4 separate regions of the Homo sapiens genome follow, and regions 1, 2 and 4 are each linked to region 3. Evidence: chromatin loops called from intact Hi-C (ENCODE). Cell type or tissue: A673. All regions are shown on one strand. Region 1 overlaps SLX4IP (SLX4 interacting protein). Region 2 overlaps MKKS (MKKS centrosomal shuttling protein). Region 3 has its middle 83 kb from the start of MKKS. Region 4 overlaps SNAP25-AS1 (SNAP25 antisense RNA 1).

The links. Hi-C counts contacts between places; a loop is a spot of excess contacts. Peaks named below come from ENCODE experiments on the same cell type or tissue, not always from the same donor. Only the 100,000 strongest peaks of a DNase experiment are listed, where the experiment ranks them.
Region 1: it touches region 3 in a loop (4-fold over the local background); 2 of 110 quality-filtered maps call a loop at or near these places.
Region 2: it touches region 3 in a loop (2.3-fold over the local background); 10 of 110 quality-filtered maps call a loop at or near these places.
Region 4: a loop joins it to region 3, with 3 times the contacts of the local background. A loop is called at or near these places in 6 of 110 quality-filtered maps.

What each region holds. Positions count from the first base shown.
Region 1 is chr20:10,535,117-10,539,116 of GRCh38, forward strand. The region is part of intron 2 of SLX4IP (SLX4 interacting protein); the gene reads left to right. Among named protein-coding and RNA genes, the nearest start is that of SLX4IP, 100 kb to the left of the region's middle. In A673, a CTCF peak has its summit at 1,548 (motif pointing left); no DNase peak of the experiment used is centred here; H3K4me3 peaks cover 98 bases; H3K27ac peaks cover 2,568 bases.
Region 2 is chr20:10,416,345-10,420,344 of GRCh38, forward strand. The region is part of intron 2 of MKKS (MKKS centrosomal shuttling protein); the gene reads right to left. The region is part of intron 2 of LOC128706665; the gene reads right to left. All of the region lies in intron 2 of LOC128706666, which reads right to left. Among named protein-coding and RNA genes, the nearest start is that of MKKS, 16 kb to the right of the region's middle. RefSeq lists an enhancer at 2,954-4,000. In A673, no CTCF peak of the experiment used is centred here; a DNase peak (open chromatin) is centred at 1,527; H3K4me3 peaks cover 418 bases; H3K27ac peaks cover 1,047 bases.
Region 3 is chr20:10,349,026-10,353,025 of GRCh38, forward strand. It overlaps the pseudogene RPL23AP6. Among named protein-coding and RNA genes, the nearest start is that of MKKS, 83 kb to the right of the region's middle. RefSeq lists an enhancer at 1,841-2,070. In A673, no CTCF peak of the experiment used is centred here; DNase peaks (open chromatin) are centred at 2,036, 2,386 and 3,556; H3K4me3 peaks cover 156 bases; H3K27ac peaks cover 2,890 bases.
Region 4 is chr20:10,088,870-10,092,869 of GRCh38, forward strand. The region is part of intron 3 of SNAP25-AS1 (SNAP25 antisense RNA 1); the gene reads right to left. Among named protein-coding and RNA genes, the nearest start is that of ANKEF1, 56 kb to the left of the region's middle. In A673, a CTCF peak has its summit at 1,901 (motif pointing left); a DNase peak (open chromatin) is centred at 1,882.

The DNA of each region.
Region 1 (4,000 bases), 190 kb after region 3:
CAGGAGAGAGACCAGGGAAGACGGTTGCAGAAGGCCAGGCTGGAGCAGGTGATGGCTTGGCCTGGAGGCATGGAAGGGGTTAGAAGTGATGAATTGCAAATGGCTGCTGAGGAAGGGAAGTGTTGAGGTCTCAGAATTGGATAAGTCCTAGTGCCACTGGCTGAGTCAAAACAGGAGGAGGGAGCAGGTTTGGAAAGAACGTGCAGGTTTTGTTTGTTTTTTTGAGGCAGAGTCTTGCTCTGTTGCCCAAGCTGGAGTGTAGTGGTGTGATTTTGGCTCACTGAAACCTCCGCCTCCTGGGTTCAAGCAGTTCTCCTGCCTCAGCCTTCCAAGTAGCTGGGATTACAGGTGCGTGCCACCATGCCCAGCTAATTTTTGTATTTTTAGTAGAGATGGGGTTTCGCCGTGTTGGCCAGGCTGATCTCGAACTCCTGAGCTCAGGTGATCCACCTCCTCGGCCTCCCAAAGTACTGGGATTACAGGCATGAGCTACTGCGCCCGGCCCAAGAACATGTAGTTTTGTCTAGGGTAAGAGTCAAGGTATGAACTTAAGAGGTTTCATCCTTAGTCTCATGAATTCCCAAACCAGGAGAGAATAATGGAACTACCTGTGTTGCATGCACATTCATGCTCCATCCTCACCCCTTCACCCAGGTGTTCACTACTCACATATGCCTGAATTTTATTAACTAAAAACAAGTTCTTTCCTTCACTAGAGATGAATGTGTTTAAAAAGCAAATATTGAGTAAATTTGCATAGCAGATCAAATGCTTTCAAAGGGGTAAGGATTTTGGAGAATGCTTTGTTTTGAGAAAGCCTGAAGACCCTGAGCTAGAGACACACTGTTTAGAAAGATGAGCCTGGAAACACTAGTGAGGGAGAAAAGCAGAAATGAGCGCCGGAGACTCCACCAAGGGAGTCCGAAAAGTCAGGGCACTGTGGGTGAACTTGAACCTGAATGTAGAATGGCTCTTACGGTATCTATAATTTGCAAACTTCTTATATACTATTTACATAATAGTTCTCCACTTAGAGATCTTTAACACACCTTCTTGTTTTTTGGAATGTGACAAGTTTTATAGCTAGTATGGACAGGAGAGAGGATAACTTTAAAATGTGGTGAATAGGGCTGGGCGCTGATGGCCTATGCCTGTAATGGCAGCATTTTGGGAGGCTGAGGCAGGAGGATCGCTTGAGCCCAGGAATTTGAGGACAGCCTGAACAACACAGCAAGACCTTGTCTCTTTAAAAAAAAAAAAAAGGATTAAATAAATATGGTGAGTTGGTTGCAGTGAGCAGTGCTTCTGTATCATCAATTAGAAATATTGCAACGGTTTGATCTCTCAGTCGCCTGTTAGTTCATCCAAGGAAAAGGAAAGGCAGAGAGCCTTGTTTCTTTGCATGTGTGACACTCAGAAGCCAGCAGTTCTGCAGGCAGTTTCCTAAGGTCTGGCTCCCTTGGCAAACGTTACCTTGGCTGCAGGTAACTTTATTCTTTGTGAATAATGCCAGCCTGGCCACCGTTGCCCTCTTCTGGTAAGGGGCTAATGCTACAAACGTACTGAGTTTTACAAGGAAGGAAAACTCAAGCTCGATTTTCACTTTGGTCAACTGTGCTATGCCAGCTGGCATAAATCCCTACAATGAAATGAATGTTTGGTTTAAAATGTTGTAATGTATACTCAGACCATGGAACCATGTGAGGGTCTAATCTTATTTACAGTTTTGGCTTTGAGGACTACCTTGGGTATCCATATCATTTCCCACAGTTGGGCCACTTTCTGTTTGGCAAAAAAGATTTCTTTCAGCCTTTTCTCTGCCTGTGAAACCCTGTCTGGCTGCTTCATTAGCTAACACATGTGTGAATTTGCATCATTGATAATGGCAGCAAATGCAAGGAATATGGTTTTAATCAAATTTTAGTATCTAATATCTCTGAAGCTTAGGGCATAGAACATTAGAGGCCTGGGATAAACAATTCATATTCAATAGCAGCATTTTAGCATTTCTTGGTGACATATTTACACAATTTATAATTTAGAGATGAGTTTATGTTACATGGTAAAACTTGAGAATATGCTGAAATAACGCACTGTGTTGGGAGGGGGCAATGAAAATATGGGGCTACTATGGCAGTTTATGCAGGAACTACTTTAAGGGCAGTCCTTGTTGCCCTACCCAGTGCTTAATTTTTTGTGACCAATCTTTGGTTGGCACCTCTCTTTCCCTCCCCAACTGGGAAGAAGGTAAATACTCCAGTCAACTAAGTGGGCTTTGTGTTTAATGGAACCCGTAATGAATACTTACAAAGGAAACACTGTTTCGTGAGGCATGTACTTCCTTACTATAACTCTTTTTAAAATTTAGATTCTTAAGTAATCCATTAGGTTGCAGTTTGGCCCGAAGAGTATCACAGATAAAAGCTAGCTACCATACTCGTTTGGATTATTAGGATCTAAAGACATGATGTTGATCTTTTTATGCTGGATCAGTTTGATATTTACAGTTCAGTTGATTCATGTAATTTTTCTAGGAATTGAATAGCAACAAGAAATACATCTAATATCATGATCTCCTTATGACATTAATAATACATGAGAAGAATCTTTAAGTTTTACCCTTATGCAAATGCCCCATGCAAATTACCCAAAATAAAAATGGTTAGGTAACAAGGTCTCTCAAGAGAAAGGACAACATGATCATTTAGATTTTGACAAAAGTAATGAGATAGCCTATTTTTTAGATGTTGTCTGTTCACAATTCCTGAATTTATTTTTTAATTCCTTTCTCCCTGCCTCCATCCCTTCTTTCATTGATTTAGGCCCTGTTAAAAGCTAACAGTGATATAAGAATGCTTTATAGAGCTGGGGTAGTTTGTCAGCTGGCCAGGTGATGAATCATGGAATAGAATTCTTTCTGTGACCAAATTAAACCCTAATCCCATGAAGAAAGCAGTCATTGACAACTTCTGGCAAGGTAAAGACTAAGAGGACCCTTTCTTTGTTGTTCCGGGCAGCTGGGAGGATGAGCAGCATCCACACTCTTTGGCTGAGCATTTTGTAGTACCTCTTTGACCCAGGGCCATTTGTACCTCTTTTTCTTCCTCCTCTTGGCCTTTGATCCCTACAAATTCTCCAGGGCTAAGTCAGCTGGCTCCATGCAGAAGGTTTTAGACAAGGTTTCTCTACTTTGGCACTAATGACATTATAGACCAGATGATGCCTTGCGGTGGGAGCTGGCCTGTGCAGTATAGGGTGTTCAGCAGTATTCCTGGAGTCTACCCATTAGATGCCAGCTGTGACAGTCCTAAATGTTTCCAGACATTGTACACAGGGAGGAAGGGAGCAAAATCACCTCTTGATTAAGAATCTAAAATTACAGTTCTAGATTCTTATTGATAAAGCCCTTCATCTTTTTTTTTTTTTTGAGACAGAGTCTCACTCTGTCGCCCAGGCTGGAGTGCAGTGGTGCCATCTTGGCTCACTGCAACCTCTGCCTCCTGGGTTCAAGCGATTCTCCTGCCTCAGGCTCCTGAGTAGCTGGGACTACATGTGCATGTCACCATGCCCTGCTAATTTTTTGTATTTTTAATAGAGATGTGGTTTCATCATGTTGGCCAGGCTGGTCTCGAACTCCTGACCTCAAGTGATCCACCTGCCATGGCCTCCCAAAGTGCTGGAATTACAGGTGTGAGCCACCGCACCAGACCTTCTTTGGCTGTATTATTTTGAGGTAAACTGTATTGTCACATTTCACCAATAGGTGCTGATTCATGGCACACAGTGGATTGCAGCCTGAAGGTTTCTTAATTTAAGGAATTAAGGGTGGGGAATAAGTTTCCTGTTGAGGACTAATGCCCAAGGCAGAGTTAATCAAGAGGCACATACCAAAAATAATTTAGTGTCTTTTTATCTCACCAAATAAAAATACTCAGTTCCCTTGTTTGTTAAATTAGGAACAGGCACCATAAAACTTTATTTCATAAGAATAACTAATTGT
Region 2 (4,000 bases), 67 kb after region 3:
GGTAAGCTGGGGTCCTTTTCTGCCCAAAAGTAAGGATGTTATTAAAGACTACGTGGGTCATATCACAAGGACAAAGGAAAAACAACAACAGGAGTCAACTTGGAGAGGATCCAAAATGGGACAACTTTAGCATTAAAAAAAAACATGACGACAGCAACAGATTAATATAACTGAAATAAATGCAAACCCACAGGTTCATACTAACACCAAAAACAAAAACCCTAAGTGGCTTGAGCACTCATTATTATAAAAACCAATAAAGGGAATTACAGGGATAAAACATTAATCTTGCTTTCCTTGTATAAATGCATTTTGGGGTAACTGAATAGTTGACGATGGAAAGTTGTTCCAGCTAATAAATGGAGAAGGAATGATAGAATTTGAGCAGCATCATTTGGCAACCCCTAATGAAATAGTGCATTAGACCCATATATGGTGGTTGGTAAATTAAGCCTATGGACCATATCCAGACTGCTGCCTGTTTTTGTAAATGAAGTTTTATTGGAAAGCAGCCATGCTCATTAATTTGTGTACTGTGTATGAGTGCTTTTACACTACAACAGAAAGCTGAAGGGTTGGTATAGACACTATATGATCTGCAAAGCCTAAAATATTTACTATCTGATCTTTTATAGAAAAAAAGTTTGCCAATTTCTAGGTTACAGCAATGATAATGAATAGTCGCTAATAATTATTAAGTAAAAGATCACCTGGCCAACATGGTGAAACCCTGTCTCTACTAAAAAAATACAAAAAACTAGTCAGGTGTGGTGGTGGGTGCCTGTAATCCCAGTTACTCGGGAGGTTGAAGCAGGAGAATCACTTCAACCCAGAAGGCAGAGGTTGCAGTGAGCCGACATCACCCAACTGCAGCCTGGGTGACAGAGTGAGACTCCATCTTAAAAAAAAAAAAAAAAAAAATCAAAGGGGAACTTTATAATGGAAAGAAACACTGCTAACTTGCCTGTTAATCTTAGCAACACTGGCTAGACGCAGTGGCTCTTGCCTGTAATCCCATCACTTTGGGAGGCCAAGGCAGGAGGATTGCTTGAGGCCAGAAATTTGAGACCAGCCTGGGCAACACAGCAAGACCCTGGTTCTAAAAATATTTTAGAACTTAGCCAGGTGTGGTGGCGGATGCCTATAGTCCCAGCTACTTGGGATGCTGAGGCTGGAGGATGGCCTGTGCCCAAGAGTTTGAGGCTGCAGTGAGCTATGATATGTTACTGCACTGTAGCCTGGGTGACAAATCAAGGCCTGTGCCCAAGAGTTTGAGGCTGCAGTGAGCTATGATATGCTACTGCTACTGCACTGTAGCCTTCTCTGTAAAAAAAAAAAATCAACATCATCATCAAAAGTGGATCAGACATTATATATGAAACAACATGATTACCTAGGATCTATTCCACAGTACCATCCATGAAGTATTCTTGTTCAAAAAGTAAATTAAAAAAACAAATGAAAGTAGCCTCTTGATATAATTACGAGATTACAGGAAATAGGGGAGAGAAAGAGGAAATTGTTAAATGACAAGATGAGGAAGCAATCAGCCAAACTGAGAATGTGGGAAATTTTTTAAAAGGCAGATTTAGGAGGGGAATTGAAAAGAGATATTATCTATCAAATGCAATACGTAGACCTTGTTTGGATCCTGATTCCAACAAACCACCTGAAAAGATTTTTTATAGACAAATTCAGAAATATAAACATGGCCTTGGGTATCAAATTGTAGGTAAAGAGTCACTGTTAAGTTTTTCTAGGTGATAATGCAAATGTGTTTGTGTATGTGTGTTTATTCTTACTGTTAAAGACACATACAAAAGGACTACATAGTGGAGCTTAAGATTTGATTTAAAATATTCTAGCAGTTCAAAAAACAGAGGAAAAGATGGATAAAAGAAGACTGGCAAAACGCTGTTAACTATTAAAGCTGGTTGTGGCGAAATGCCCTTAACTATTAAAGCTGGTTGTGGCAAAAGGCCATTAACTATTAAAGCCAGTTGATGGATACTTGAGGGCTCAATATACTATCCTCTCTTTATCTTGAGGCATGTATGTAATTTTCCATAATGAAAATAAGAATAGAAAATAAGAGACAAATAAATGCATTCTTTTGATGTACTTCAACTATTCGGAATTTGTGTTTAACTTACTCTAAATCCGGCTCTAACTTTTGCTTACTAAAAGCCTGTTTAAATATCTGCTTCTGCTTGCTTGACTGGAAATGTTAGCCTCTAAAACTTTTAACTATTGCTGCACTGGCATCTAAAATCTCTTACTACATTCACCTAACATTTTAGAGGAGATTCTTTTCTCAGCTCTATTTTTCCTCCAAGAGTATTTCTTTTTGCATGAGAAGAAACTACTTGATTTTCTTCCTCCAAAGTTTGGCCATACCTGGCCTCCAAACTGTTAAGACATCTTTTTGTTCTTTACTTCTTGTCATAAGTACAATATACATACATAATATAATGGTCTTACTAGTCTGAAAGACTATATATATAAAAATCCAGCACCTAATAAATTCTCTAACTCCCTGCTTATATATATTAAAACTCTTCCTATAAATACAAATTTTATATAGAATGTCCTAAAGTTACTCTTTTAAGTTGTTAAGCTTCTATGTTACTACCTGGCTTTTATATTTAATAATTGTCTAATATATTAAGCTATGCTCTTCCACTTCTGCTTATGAACATTTAAAAGTAAAATCTTGATTTAAAATATTGTTGAAACCAGTAATTATACCAAAAGTCAAAATCTCAGACCAAGGCTTATAAATAAGGAAAATCTTACTGAGGTTCTTCTTCCATAAAGAGCAGAACCTTACACTCATCTATCTTATAACAAAACTTAGAGCATATTATTCACCTCAAGGTTAAAAAGTAAATTATAATAGAAAATGCTTTACAATTACAGGGTCACAGTTCTTTATCTGAAACTCCTTGGGCCAGATGAGTTTCATAATTCAGAATTTCTTAGATTTTATAAATACAATATAGTGTATATAACATACATAATCAATATAATCATAATATAGTATAACGCTATATTATAGTAAATCAAACGTGACAAATGCCAATAAAATTTCTGCAGTGAAACTCAATTTTCATATTAAGTGGAATAAAAACAGTGACCTCCCCCATTTATCTATGAGGGATATGTTCCAAGACCACCCAGTGGATGCCTGAAACTACATATAGCACTAAACCCTATATATACTATGTTTTCTTCTTGTACATACATACCTATGATAAAGTTCAATTTATAAATTAGGCACAATACTCCTGTGCTTTGGGTACATTGTGAAGTAAAGTAACAGTTACCTGAACATAAGCGCGGAGATACCACCACAGTTGATCTAACCCAGAGTGCTGCTAAGTGACTAACGAGCAGGTAGACAGACAAGGGAATGACTCACATCCTGCGTGGATGAAGTAGAATATCCCAGGATTTCATCATGCTACTCAGAAAGGTGCATAATTTAAAATTTATGAATTGTTTATTTCTGGAATTTTCTATTTAATATTTTCAGACTAGGGTTGACTGCAGGTAACTGAAACTGCAGAAAGCCAAACTGCGGATAAAGGGAGACAACTGCACTGCAAATTGCCTCATGTCAGTTAAGATCAAGTTTTGCTGTCAAAGGAGTGAGGATAAAATGTTTTGGTTTTGAGAACTTTTTGAATTTTGGAATTATGGATAAGGGACTATAGACCTAAATTATATAACTTCATCCTCTTTATTTCAGTGACTCTCAAAAGTAACAAATTATGGTCAAGCTAAAATAGTTGATGTTAAGAAATGAATACAATTAGTTTTGTATTGTTAAAAAAAAAAGAACACTAATAGAAGAAAATAATCTTGTATAAATTTGGACTTTTGTGATATGTAATGGTAAGGAGTCAGGGGCTCCTTTGCACACATTCATGATCCTGGTGATGCTGCTAGCAAAACTGCTCTTTCCCTTTGCATTCAATTGACTGCCAGGCAAGTGTCA
Region 3 (4,000 bases):
GTCTGAAATCAAGCTGTTAGCAAGGCCACACTCCCTCCAAGGCTGTAGGGGGGTATTTTTCCTTGTCTCTTCTAGTTTCTTTTTTCTGGTGAAAAGATACATATATTTAGAATTAGCCAGCCAGACTCAGTTTAGATGATCCCAATTTTGTTGGCAACATCCAAAGCATCATAATCAGGACCCAGAAGAATATGTGCCTTCTTCTCTCTATCAGTCCTAACCAGGGTGTTGACCTTGGCCACATCAATGTCACAGAGCTTTTTCACAGCCTGTTTGATCTGGTGCTTGTTGGCTTTAACATCCACAATGAACACAGGTGTGCTGTTGTCTTCTGTCTTCTTCATGGGAGACTCAGTGGTCAGCAGAAACTTGATGATGACATAGTGGCCAAGCTTGTTTCTCCTGGGGGTGCTCTTTCGAGGATATTTGGGCTGCCTCTGAAGTCACAGTGTCTTGGTGGGCGGGGGTCGTGCAGATTTTCTTTATGTGTGTGTGTATGTGGCTGTGGACACCTTTCAGCACTGCCTTCTTGGCCTTCAAAGCCTTTGCTTTGGCCTTGGCTTTAGGAGGGACGGAAGCTTCCTTCTTCATCTTTGGCACCATCTTGTGAAAAGCTCTCTTCTAGTTTCTGATGTCTCCAGGCATCCCTTGGCTTGTAGCTGCACAACTCCAATCTCTGCCTCCATCTTCACATGGTCCTCCCCTATGTCTGCTTCTGCTCTTCTTTTTATAAGCACATTTGTCATTGGATTTGGGGCCCACCTAGTTAATCCAGGATGGTTTAATCTTGAGATTCTTCACTTAATTTACACCAACAAAGACTCTTTTTCCAAATAAGATCACATTCACACTCACACGTATCTGAAGTTGGAACTTGGACATGTTTTTCATGGCCACGATGCAACCCATTACAATGTCTAACTACCAATATTAAGATTCTATTCATTCAACACACATTTTTAAAATATCTATTATGTTCCAGGCACCAAATGGTGAGGATGCAAATATCAGCATGATGTGGCCACTGTCCTTCCTTAGCCAGATGACAACTTATCAAAGGTTTTTATCCTAATCCTTCTGTAATAAAATATATTTTAAATTCACATAAAAGGATATCTTATCTACTCTGAATCCCTTCGTATTAATTTTTCCATAAATTCTAAAGAACACTCTTCATTGTTACTTTTTCAATTGTCCTATTATTCATTTTTCAGATGTTATTAGCTCGAGGTCATTTCTTTCAAAAAATTTCATGATGTGAAACCATTTTAATTAGTTTCAACATATTTTCTTTCACCACAAGTCAAAGTACAGGAGCAGTAAACTTAGCAAGAACCCATTCATCCCTGTACCATTTTGTCATTAAGGTAACATCAATATCCCTCCGGCTGAGGTTAGCCATATCTTATCATGGCCTGGTTTCTTTGGAAAGCAGAGCCTGAGAACATATAGGTAGTTTATTTGGGAAATAATTCCAGGAAGCAGGAGTGTCAGATGGGGGCGGTTTGGAGGGGAACAGGGGATCAGGGAATCAAGAGGGAGAAACTAAACAGGAATACATTGCCAATTGAGCCCTCACAATGCAGTAACTGGTTTTTGCCCCCGTAAGACTTTCTGATTTTTTTTTTTTTTTGAGATGGAGTCTCACTCTGTTTCCCAGGCTGGAGTACAGTCACTGCAACCTCCGCCTCCCCAGTTCAAGCAATTCTCTTGCCTCAGCCTCCCGAGTAGCTGGGACGACTGGTGTGTGCCAGCTAATTTTTGCGTTTTTAGTAGAGATGGGGTTTCACCATGTTGATCAGGCTGGTCTCGAACTCCTGACCTCGTGATCCAACAGCCTCAGCCTCCCAAAGTGCTGGGATTACAGGCGTGAGCCACTTCGCCTGGCCTACTCCCTTACTTTCTTAGTAAACTTGCTTTCACTTTACTCTGTCATCTCACTTTTGATTTCCTTCCTGCATGAAGGCAAGAACCCATGTGACCTCCCAGGCTGCACCCCCTTGAGGTTCACCCTGTGAAAGAATGACTCACAGGACTCAGGAAAACACTGTACTTACAATTACTCTTTTCCCATAAAGGATACAAATGAATAGTCAGATGAAAAAACATATGATGGCAAGATCTGGAAGGGTCTTGAGCACAGGAGCTTCTGTCCCCATGGAGCCAGGGTCTGCCACCCTCCTGGTACATCAATGTGTGCACCAACTGGGAAGCAGTTCACACCTCATCATTCAGAGCTTTTATTGAAGTTTTATTATGTAGGCATGATTGAATCAGTCATTAGCCACATTAGCCTCAGTTTCTGGCCTCCCCTCCTCAGCAGGCAGGGACTGGGGCTGAAGGTTCCAACCCTCTCACCACATGGTTGATTTTCCTAGCTGCCACCCCCCATCCTGAAGCTCTCTAGGGGCTCTGCCAAAAGTTACCTTATTAGCATATACTTGGATATAGCAAAAGTGGCTCATTATGAATAACAAAAGACACTCCTGTCATTAAGGAAATTCCAAGAGTTTCTGAAACTCTGTGGCAGGAAACAGGGGCAAAGACCAAATACTTTTTTTTTTTTTTTGAGACGGAGTTTCAAAACTTGTCACCCAGGCTGGAGTGCAATGGCGTGATATTGGCTCACTGCAACCTCCGCCTCCCGGGTTCAAGTGATTCTCCTACCTCAGCCTCCCAAGTAGCCTAAATACATGTTTTGATTATTCACAGTACAACACATAGGGAGTGCTCACTGAACACTGACGATTGTTATTCTCGAGGTGTGGAAGCTGTGTCATAGACCACAATCATCACAACCACCCCTGGAACAAACACCTCTGCTGTGTTAACTTTTGAATTAAAAAAGTAAATCTTAATTTAAAAAAAAGAATTTTCAGGCCAGGCACAGTGGCTCATGCCTGTAATCCCAGTACTTTGGGAGGCCTAGGCGGGCAGATCACCTGAGGTCAGGAGTTTGAGACCAGCCTGGTCAACATGGTGAAATCCCGTCTCTACTAAAAATACAAAAAATTAGCTGGGTGTGGTGGTGCGTGCCTGTAATCCCTGCTACTTTGGGGGCTAAGATAGGAGAATCACTTGAACCGGGAGATAGAGGTTGCAGTGAGCCGAGATCGCGCCACTGTACTCTAGCCTGGGTGACAGAGTGAGACTCCGTCTCAAGAAAAACAAAATTCAGAGCAGAAGATTTGGAAATGTTACAGATCACAAGCTCTTTGGTTTCCCATGTAATAAAAATTAATACGGGGCCAGGTAGTTTTCCCAGTCAAGGTTTTTATTTTGGAGCTTGTGCTCAAGCTCAAGGAAGACAGTGGAGGTACAAGGACTCCCTGAAAAAGCTGGTTGGGGCTTTTTTATTAGGCAAAGCACGGGAATTAACATCAGGTGTAGGGTATGCAGGCTGGGTTGGGCAAAGCATGTGAGGGGTAGATTATTCAGTTAGCATATCTGGTTGCAATGTTTATCTTGAGTAATGGACCACCTGGTGGTCTGGCTGGCAGCAACAAAGCTGTAAATCAATTGTTCAGCATTCCTTCCCAAGGTGGGACAGTCCACAATATTTAGATTTCCTAAGCCAGTTTCTGGAATTCTTTACGTAAAAGGCATGGTTACATGTTATGAAAGCGCGGAAGAACGGCTGTTTTCTTTGTGTGACTAAAGCCTTGGGATTCGTGGGCATATCACCAGCGAGTGGTGTGGGTTTTGTGATCAGTGGAACTAGAGAAAAAGAAAAAAAAATATGTGAAGGAGGAGCTGCATCCCATTCCTATTCTATCTCAGAAATAAGTTAAAGCAGTACCAGCTCAAGTTAACTTCCTTTGACAAAATGTGGGAAGCAACTATATTCTACCAATGCTTAAAACAAAAAATAAAAACAATTATTTTTTCAGGGTGTCTAAATTAAGGCATTGAACTGAGGAAGGTTGGATTACCTACAAGTACAATAAACAGTTCTTGTACTTGAGGAGTTAAAATTCTAGGCAGGGAGAAATGACATTAA
Region 4 (4,000 bases), 260 kb before region 3:
CCATCTCATGCTGTGACTTAGAATGCCTAACCATCTGGGAATGAGGACAAGAGGACAGCTTCAACTTTTCATGACTTCATCTCCAACCCAACCAATCAGCACTTTCCACTTCCTGCACCCCCTACCCATCAATTTATCCTTAAAATCCCCAGTCTCCAAATTTTTGGTAAGATTGACTTGAGTAGTAATAAAACTCTGGCCTCGCATTCTGCCGGCTCTGCGAGAATTAAACTCTTTATGGCAATTTCTCTGTCTTGATAAATCGATTCTATCTGGACAGCTGGCAAAATGAACCTGTTGAGCAGTTACAAGAGTAAAGGATGAGTACTGAGTGGAAAGGATGGCCTGTCCTTGGGAGTCGGGTAAGGACACTTGAACTCATGATAGAAGCTAGGGAGCAAAGAGTGATCAGACAAAAGTTGTATCTATAGGAGGATGGGTGTGGATTACTGAGGCCAGTCCCTATGACCTCTCTCTTTCCAGGGCCAGGAACTATTACTGTTTTTTGTGACTTTGGTAAGTAAGTGAACCCAGGGCATGGTTTGCAACTGGCTGCGTTGGTCATTTTTATGAATCGATTTGTGCAAACCCATGGCAAGCTTTCCTAATATAAACAGGTGGAAAGAGAGAAGTCAGAGGGGCTGGCCTCAGTAATCCAGACAGCAAATCTTACAGGGAAGACCCTCCTTATATCCTGGGGAAATTGGTATATGAGAAGTTAACTGGGTTTTTACCCTCTGAAAAGGAAATTTCTATAAGAAAGGGAAGCATCACTGCATTGCTTGATAACATCTGTTTTATCTTGCTTGTTTTATCTGACTTTCTCCCATGGCCAAGGAAACATGATGAAAGAACCAATTTCTTTCCTCTTTTAGAAGCTCTGATCATGGAGGAGACCATATCTGCAAGTCATCTAGGACTCAGCTCTTTTAGAGCTATCCATGGACTGGGAGACCCTTCTCCCACTTCAAGGAGCCCCTCTTTTGTACCCCCCAAACTTCCTGGCTTACAAAATTTGCTGCCAGATGTGGTGGTGTGGGAGTGAGGGTGGGTGGCATAGGTCATGTTGGTAAAAGGCCTCCCATAGGCGGGAAAACTGCAGAGCCAGGGGGCCTAGGGGAAGGCATCTCTTGCCTAGCAGATGCTGACAGAGGAAATGGCACATTCTGCCCATGCATCTGTCCTCATGATTCACATGCCAGCAATTCCTCAGGCTAGAACATACCTTGTAGGTCATTTTCTAGCACATGCCGTAACTAGATAGCCCCTAGGTCTCTCTAGGAAAGGTGACTTTCTAAACTTTTTTTGTATTCTGTCTGTAAAGTACTGCATACTTTAAGGACTTTTTAAACAATAATAGAGAAATCAGCTTCATCCCTGCTTCAAGACACATCACAAAGCTCCAATCACAAAAACTCTAGAGTTTCTGTAGAGGGATTAAAGTGTGGCAGTCTAGTGACCTAAAGGGATTTGACTTGAAGCTGTATTTGCTTAGCACACACGCTGTTTTTATCTTGATTTTAAGTTTATTGGTGCAGCACATGGAAATAATGGGCATCAAAGCCCACACCTCCCAAGCTGGTCCTTGATGCCATCACTGAGCCCTAAGTGAGAGGCCTGCTTATAATAGTCCTGCATTCTCAGCTTCCCTTAACCCCAAGAATAGAACGGTGTCTTGCATGCAGAAATAGGTTATTGGTGAATAAATTGCTTAATGAATTATCTAGTTTCCCTAACAGAGCTGGTTACTTCTTTCTCATGTGAAGGTGAGCACCTGGTGAGGTTTTCAGGAATCAGGTTCACCTTGAACACCATACTCAGGCCTTGGCGGCTCTCTGGGCCTGCCTGGCTCCTACAAACACCATGCAGTGTTTCTGGATCTCCTAGGCCCTCTAGTGGCTATTCTTAGGCTGAAATCCCTCAGAACTCAGCCTCTCAGCTCCTGCTAAAATTTCAACCAGTCCCTGAATTTAGAAATATGTATATATACTTATTTTGCTTCTCGTAAACTGCAAAGAAATAAATTTAATTATGTCTAGTTTCTGATCAAGATTTATCTGGTCTCATAGCCTTCCCCTGGTTTGTGTTTTAATGAGCTTTTTATTTTTCAGTTGAAAGATTATACCAGATGTCAAGACTTAACAGGAATCAAGACAGCATGGATTGATATAAGGGTAGACATAATTATCAATGGACAGAGTACAGACTCCAGACACAGACCTACACCTATATAAGCAACTGATTTTCAAAAGTATCCTGCTTGCCTGCTTGTACCCCCAAATGGGCTCTCCCTCACCCCAAATGCATCTTTAGGTTTGTTTCAGAGAATTTCTGATGGTCTTTCTCGCACAGAAACACACAAGGGGTCTAAATGGGTTCTTTATGCAGAAGAGCGAAGATTTCCAGGTCCAGTGGGCCAAAGTGCCTTCCCCTGCAAAGCCTTTGAGTGATTCCAGGCACCAGGGGCATCAAAGCCTTGGTGGGACCAGAAACTATTGCTGTTTTTTATGACTTTGGTAAGCACGTGAACTCAGGGCATGGTTTGAAACTGGCTGTGTTGGTCATTTTTATGAACTGATTTGTACAAACCCATGGGAAGCTTTCCTAAATAGAAACAGTCTGCATTATGGTGGTATCACCTTCATCTGACCCCTGGGAGCTCTAAAGAAAAGCCCATGATACTCACCTGGCCTTCAGCCTGACCAGGGGATTAGGCCACTGGCCAGGATGAGACTGAAGGAGGAAAGGAACCTATACAACTACTCTTCCCTTGGTTGAAAGGAAAGTCCAGAGAGAATAGCTATTTGCAAATATCTGGGCTTCTACTGGGTGCTTACTGTTGAGTATCTTATATTGGGACACAGGTATGTTCATCTCCATTTTACAGATGAGGAAATCGAGGCTCAGAGTTAAATATATTTCCCAAGGTCAACTAAGTAAGTGGCAGGATTAGGATCCAAACCCAATTCTAACACTCTCTAAAACCCACTCTTTAGCTAGCCCCTGCCTCTTAGCTTTGGGGTTCAGGTTCTTGACTCAGTCTATGCAAATGTTGCCTTCTGGAATTTGGCAGTGCACAACCTGCACATCTGTACAGTGTAGCTGAAACCAACTTCTGGGTTGAAACCCTTCCATATTCAAGATTCTAAGCCTGGGCTAAAATCTAGAGCCTTGTTACTCAAAGTGGTCCCTGAACCTGCAACATCAGCCGTGTTTGGGAGCTTTTTAGAAATGTAAATTTCTGCTCTCCTGCTGCCACTCCCCCCAACCCCTTTCTATTGGATTACACTCTCCAAGAATGGAGGCTGCACCCAGGATTTCTCAGCTGTTATGTGCATTCAAATCACTGGGAATCTTGTTAAATGGAGATTCTGGCACAGGAGTTCTAAAGAGGTAGTGCTAAGCTTTTGCTTCTTCGGGCAGCTCCCAGATGATGCCGATGATGTGAGCCACACTTGGAATAACACAGCTTTAGATCAGTAAGTCTCAAACTTGAACCTGTATTCAAATCACCTGAAGAGCTCGTTAATACACAAATTGCTGGGCCCTACTCTCACACTCTCTTACAATAGCTGTGCACCTTCACCTTTACTTTCACCCCAAGAATAAAACAGTTTCTTGCACACAGAAATAGGTTATCCATGAATAAGTTGGTTAATTAATTATCTACCTTTGCTAATAGAGCTGGTTACCTCTTTCTCATGTGAACATGAGTACCTGCTGAGAGAGTGCTTCAGAGGGTCTGGAGTGGAGCCTGAAAATTTGCATTTCTAACAAGTTCTGGGCCCAGCATGGTGGCTCATGCCTGTAATCCCAGTGCTTTGGTAAGCCGAGGCAGGAGTATCACTCGAGGCCAGGAGTTTGAGACCAGCCTGGGCAATATAGTGAGACCCCATCTCTACAAAAACTTTTTAAAAATTAGCCAGGCATTGTGGTGTGAGCCTGTTGTCCCATCTACATGGGAGGAAGATCCCTTCAGCTGAGAAGTTCGAGGCTGCAG